Regions from separate parts of the Homo sapiens genome. Here region 2 is linked to region 1. A link is an interaction called in ENCODE POLR2A ChIA-PET data of the cell type or tissue named here. Cell type or tissue: PC-9. All regions are shown on one strand. Each heading gives the region's core, and the rest is flanking DNA. Links, peaks and the distances in the headings are about the cores only. Region 1 overlaps FUT8 (fucosyltransferase 8). Region 2 overlaps FUT8 (fucosyltransferase 8).

Evidence for each region. Peaks named below come from ENCODE experiments on the same cell type or tissue, not always from the same donor. Only the 100,000 strongest peaks of a DNase experiment are listed, where the experiment ranks them.
Region 2: POLR2A ChIA-PET joins it to region 1 with 6 read pairs; 4 of 35 experiments call an interaction of 5 or more read pairs at or near these places.

What each region holds. Positions count from the first base shown.
Region 1 is chr14:65,511,726-65,514,647 of GRCh38, forward strand. The region is part of intron 2 of FUT8 (fucosyltransferase 8); the gene reads left to right. Among named protein-coding and RNA genes, the nearest start is that of MIR625, 42 kb to the left of the region's middle. In PC-9, for the core only: no CTCF peak of the experiment used is centred there; no DNase peak of the experiment used is centred there.
Region 2 is chr14:65,417,412-65,420,333 of GRCh38, forward strand. The region is part of intron 1 of FUT8 (fucosyltransferase 8); the gene reads left to right. Among named protein-coding and RNA genes, the nearest start is that of FUT8, 6.1 kb to the left of the region's middle. RefSeq lists a silencer at 2,006-2,206. In PC-9, for the core only: no CTCF peak of the experiment used is centred there; no DNase peak of the experiment used is centred there; H3K27ac peaks cover 1,051 bases.

The sequences.
Region 1 (2,922 bases), core at 326-2,825:
TGGTTTCCATTGGCATGGAATATCTTTTCCATTTCTTTATTTTCAATCTGTGTGTGTCTTTATAGGTGAAGTGTGTTTCTTGTAGGCAACAGATTAATGGGTCTTCTTTTTTTAAATCCATTCAGCTATCCCGAGTCTTGTGATTGGTGAGTTTAGTCCATTTACACTCAGTGTTATTATTGACAAACAAGGACTTATTCCTGCCATTTTGTAATTTGTTTTCTGGATGTTTTGTGGTCTTCCCTTACGTCTTTCTTTCCTTCCTGTCTTCCTGGATGTTACAGCCTACTACCCACCTGGGGTATATGGTATAGCCTATTGCTTCTAGGCTACAAGCCTGTACAGCATGTTACTGTACTGAATATTGTAGGCAATTGTAACACAGTAGTAAGTATTTGTGTACCTAAACGTAGAAAAGGTACAGTAAAATTATGGTATTTATAATCTTTATTTTTGTAGACAGAGTCTTGCTCGGTTGCCCAGGGTGGAGTGCGGTGGCGCGATCTCGGCTTACTGCAACCTGCGCCTCCTGGTTCAAGCAATTCTCGTGCCTCAGCCTCCCAGGTAGTAGCTGGGATTACAGATGTGCACCACCATGCCCAGCTAAGTTTTGTAATTTTAGTAGAGACGAGGTTTCACCATATTGTCCAGGCAGGTCTTGAACTCCTAGCCTCAAGAGATCCCCTGCCTTGGCCTCCCAAAGTGCTGGAATTATAGGCATAAGCCTTCGTGCCTGGCTGGGTATTTATGATCTTATGGGACCACTCATATATGCAGTTCGTTGTTGATTAAAACCATCATTATGTGGTGCATGACTTTACTTTGTATGACAAGTTACTGAACGTTCTAAAGGAGATATGAAAGTAACTTAGGTTTGATTTTTGTTTGAAATTGTGATATTTTTGCCGGCTGTGGTGGCTCATGCCTGTAATCCCAGCACTTTGGGAGGCCGAGGCGGGTGGATCATGAGGTCAAGAGTTCAACAGCAGCCTGGCCAAGATGGTGAAACCCCGTCTCTATTAAAAATACAAAAATTAGCCGGGCATGGTGGCGGGCGCCTGTAATCCTAGCTACTCAGGAGGCTGAGGAAGAGAATTGCTTGAACCTGTGAGGCGGAGGTTGCAGTGAGCCGACATCACGCCACTGCACTCCAGCCTGGGCGACAGAGTGAGACTCTGTCTCAAAAAAAAAAAAAAAAAAGAAAAAGAAATTGTGATGTTTCTTTCCCATTCCAAGACCATCCTTTTCTTAGTACTCTTTCTTTCCTTTAGAGCTAGGCTAGTGGGGAGCAGAATCATGAGCTTAAATTAGTGGAATATGTGGACATTGGGTAGCATGGGGAGAAGTGTTTCAGCTTCTTTCTCTAAACTTTAATTTCCATTCTTTGGTGCTTAAAGTGGTGTTTTAATCACTTGCATCTGGTTCAAGAGGGTGTCTGATTCTTTGCAAAGCTATTCTATCGACAAAAAGCATTCACAGTGTTTTCCTAGTGGATTAATATTGGGTTGACATCTATTTGCATGTTAAGTGCTGTATTGTTATCATTTGGCATTTATTAACTAGCCTTGATATACTGTGCATTAGTTGGCATTTATACATGTTTTAGTCCCTGCTCTAGAGAAAATATCCTAAAAGGGAGCTAATTGTGGGAAATAGAGCCTTTTCTCACATATCCAGCTGCCTGGGAGCTTTCCTCTAAAGACCTTTAAGCATTGGAAAGTCATTCTTCAAGTAGTTAAGATAGGAAATGACAGTCGTGTAAAATAGGGCCTTAAAAACAACTACCAGGTAGACTCATGATAGTGACCCTACAGGGAATTAACAACATAGATATGATTTTCTCAAGGAGTTGGGAATCTTCTTATTAAAATTAGAGCAGTGAAATTGTTCCCTTCTCTGTAGAATATAAAAACAAAATCAAAAACAAAACAAAAAATCGATCAAACTTCTCTCCGTGTGTTAACAAAACGACCATGAGATCTGTGGAGGAAGGAAAAAGGAGAAAACTTTATTTTCAGAGTAACAATCTGCAGATAAGGGAAAGTAACCTCTGGTGGAACTGTAAGCACGTGCTTCACCGAAGGGGAGTGAACAGTAGTATTTAAGCCTTCTAGGGTTTGTTTTACATGCATATCCATCATGTAATATGAATTGTTTGAGGAATGTCTATGAATATATATGGGGAAGTCTAGTGCATGCACAGTGAGTTAACATATAAGTAACATACATCCCATCTTCGCTTCAGGGCACAATTTTAGCATTAAAATGAGGTGGAATTCAGCTCTTTATGTCAACAGGTGAACTATAGAGCACAAAGATATTTTGTATGCAGTCTCTATAAGCTGGCTAAAACTGGCTTAGGGTCTGTAGCATTTTAGCAGGAAAGAATGTTTGTAGGACTGGCCTCCTGTCCTATCAGTGCTGTTGGTAGGACCCTCAAGGCAGGGTTGTCCCAGTTGTCTTTATCAGGCAGTTTACCAAGATCGGTTGGGCAGTTTCTCTAGAACAGATTTCTGCCTAATAGAAGAGGAAAACTTCATGGCAGTTAATAAGAAAGAATGTTTGTAAGAATGGCCTCCTGTCCTATCAGTGCTGCTGGCAGGACCCTCAAGGCAGGGTTGTCCCAGTTGTCTTTATCAGGCAGTCTACCAAGATTGGTTGGGCAGTGTGTCTCTAGAACAGATTTCTGCCGAATACAAGAGGAAAACTTCATGGCAGTTAACAAACCCTTTGGTAGTTAACAATGTACGTATGTATGACCAAACCCTTGTTCCTGCTATGGCCATTTAATTTTCTCTCTTGAGGGTCTTATCTTAGCTACAGAAAGTCCATCTTATCTATCATTGTTGACCTTTGGATCACAGCTAGTAGTGGTTTGAGGACAGAATGTATCAATGTATCAATAGTTTCTGTCTTGTCTTC
Region 2 (2,922 bases), core at 298-2,797, 94 kb before region 1:
AAAGGTTTTTCTTAATCTCTACAATATTCTGAACATAAAACCCATATAAACTTTATATGATACTACACATTTTCCTTTTAACGGAGGAAGAGCAAATGGGACCTATGGAATTATGCCGTATTTGTCAATATAAGGGTTACTTTTGTACTCTTACTGAAAGCAGAGTTATAGGGCTAATTTCATTTAAATTTTCTTACCCATCTACTTTAAAAAAATACCTCTTTGTGGTAGTCTTTTTTTTGGTCAGAAAATGACAATGTGAAGGAGAAATACGTTTTGAATTTATAAATCTTCTTTTAATTAACAAATTATACCAATATAAGGGTAGTGTTAATGTGGTTCAAATTTGCCTTTGCTATTCTGCCTTTTCTTCTATAGTGATTGTATAGTTATACTATAACTTCTTCCTCGAAGCACTGGAATAAAAGAAAAACTTTTAAAGATCACTACGAAATGCTCACTGTATTTGTTGTATTTTATAACTTGGGTTTTTAAAATTTATTTTTCCATAAACTGAATAAATATGAAAACGAACTTGAAAGATCTTGTCACAGCCTTGATGACTGGTCAGTATAAAGTTCACATTATAAAATAATAAAACATTGATAATAATCTTAGATGAAAATGGAAAATTAAGCTAATGTTTATTTTAGAACCTGAGTAATGAGTTTATATCATGTAGCAATGAGGCACATGAAGACGGTTAGAATTAGTTTTTCTAATGAATAAACTTCATGATATAAACTTGAAAGTGCATAAATGCTATAACTTTCTGATTGTAAACTTGAACAAAAGTAAAATGAAAATGGGAGAGTCCTCTTAATTACCTTTAACGTATAACTAAAATGAACCTGTGTATCTGTCTAAGTCTTATTTGATCAAGACTTTCAATGGACAATGAATGAGTTTTAAGTTTTTATCAATGTTGTGACTGATTTTTCTATAATATCCCTTAAATGAGATATCAAATTCTAATAATATCTAGAACCAGATTAAATTTGGTTAGAGTATAAACAATATTTACAAACCATCAAAACTATAATAAAAGCATTGTAATGTTATTTAATGACTTAAGCCAACATTCCATAAGCTAATCTAAGCATTTTTACAATTAATACAATTGATAGTAATATCTTAATTAGTGGTAAAGTGGACAGATATAATTTATAGATTCTGTATTGTCTGGGACCTTGGGGCAGTCAGTGAAGAGAGGGAGATAGAGAGAGGAGCATACTGGTTGATGAGCTTGCCTTATTTGGAGATGAAGGAGATTTATTCAGTTTTTCTCTTTCCCTCTACTTACTTCTCCTTGTTTGTCATCCTCTTCTAGCAATGGTAAGAAATGCGGGAATTGACCATCTTTACAGTATACTTTTTTCCTTAGAGTTCATAGAACATTTCCAGGTAAAACATTAGCTTTTATGTTATAATAGGTTTATTATAATGATATCATTTCCTTTTGAGGTGGTAGGCAAGAGACTAGAAGAACTTCATTTGTATAGCATTTAATATTATTTATTAAAAATGATTTTATAGGCCGGGCGCGGTGGCTCATGCCTGTAATCCCAGCACTTTGGGAGGCCGAGGCAGGTGGATCACCTGAGGTCAGGAGTTGGAGACCAGCCTGACCAACATGGAGAAACCTCATCTTTACTAAAAATACAAAATTAGTCGGGCATGGTGGCACATGCCTGTAATCGTAGCTACTTGGGAGGCTGAGGCAGGAGAATCACTTGAACCCGGGAGGCTGAGGCAGGAGAATCACTTGAACCCAGGAGGCGGAGGTTGCAGTGAGCCGAGATCTTGCCATTGCACTCCAGCCTGGACAACAAGAGTGAAACTCTGTCTCAAAAAACAAAACAAAACAAAAAAACAAAAACAAATTCTAACCTTCATGTGCCTCATTACTGTAATGTAAAAAAAAAAACTATGTTCATTGAAGAGAACTAACATATTAAACTAAAAATGAAGCACAGTGTTCTCCACTCATGGGAGTACTGTTAGCAGGTTTAAGACAGTTACTGTGAGAAGTTCACAAGGTGAAAGTGTCTTTGATAATTAGGGCCTAATCAATTGGGATTTGACTTACTCAATTTCTCCAACACATGGAATTGTACTGGTACCTGAAGGAGAAAAATATATAATAGAAGTTGTATTAGTTTTTATGTCTTGAGCTCTCTGAATAACTACTTGATTCATTCAGTTGCCAAATGTCAAAAGATTGTAATTTTGAGAAAGTTGATTCTTTACAATTAGAACTAAGCCAGGGTAAACAATTTGCTTTCTTTTTCTAAGTTTTAGGTTTTTCTTTCTCTCTTAGGAAGTTTAGTGAAACTCTAGGGGTTAGGCAGGTTGTAACTGAAATTCTTGAGGCCAAAAGGTCCTGTCTTATGCTTGGTAAACCGACCCCCTCAACAGCGTGAGAAATGTAGATGTACTGATAACCCTGATTGCTTCGTGACATAATTACAGACATCCAGCCCTCTATCAACTAAAATTCCGTTTATTTTTAAGGTTCAAATATTAGAAGTATCTGCTTGATACATCTCATAGGTTGTCAAGTGTGCATACGATGAGAGATATAATGTTACTTTTAATTTGTAAGTAAACAAACACACAATATTATGTTCTCAATGCTGAGTAAGCTGAAAAGATGTATACCTACTGAGGATGCACCAAATAATAAGCAACAGAAACCTGGTAATGTGCAATTAGGAATAGTTCCTCTTAATAATAATAAAAAAAAGATTAGTGTTTAGGTTTTAATGGCATAAAGATGTAATGAAAATAAAATTACCAAAGAAGTCTATTTTGGAGAAATTTTTGTCAGACTAGATAACAAAGAAAAGAACACATCCTTTTTTTATTTTTATTTTTTATTTTATTTTAGAGATGAGGTCTTGCTCTGTTGCCCAGGCTGGT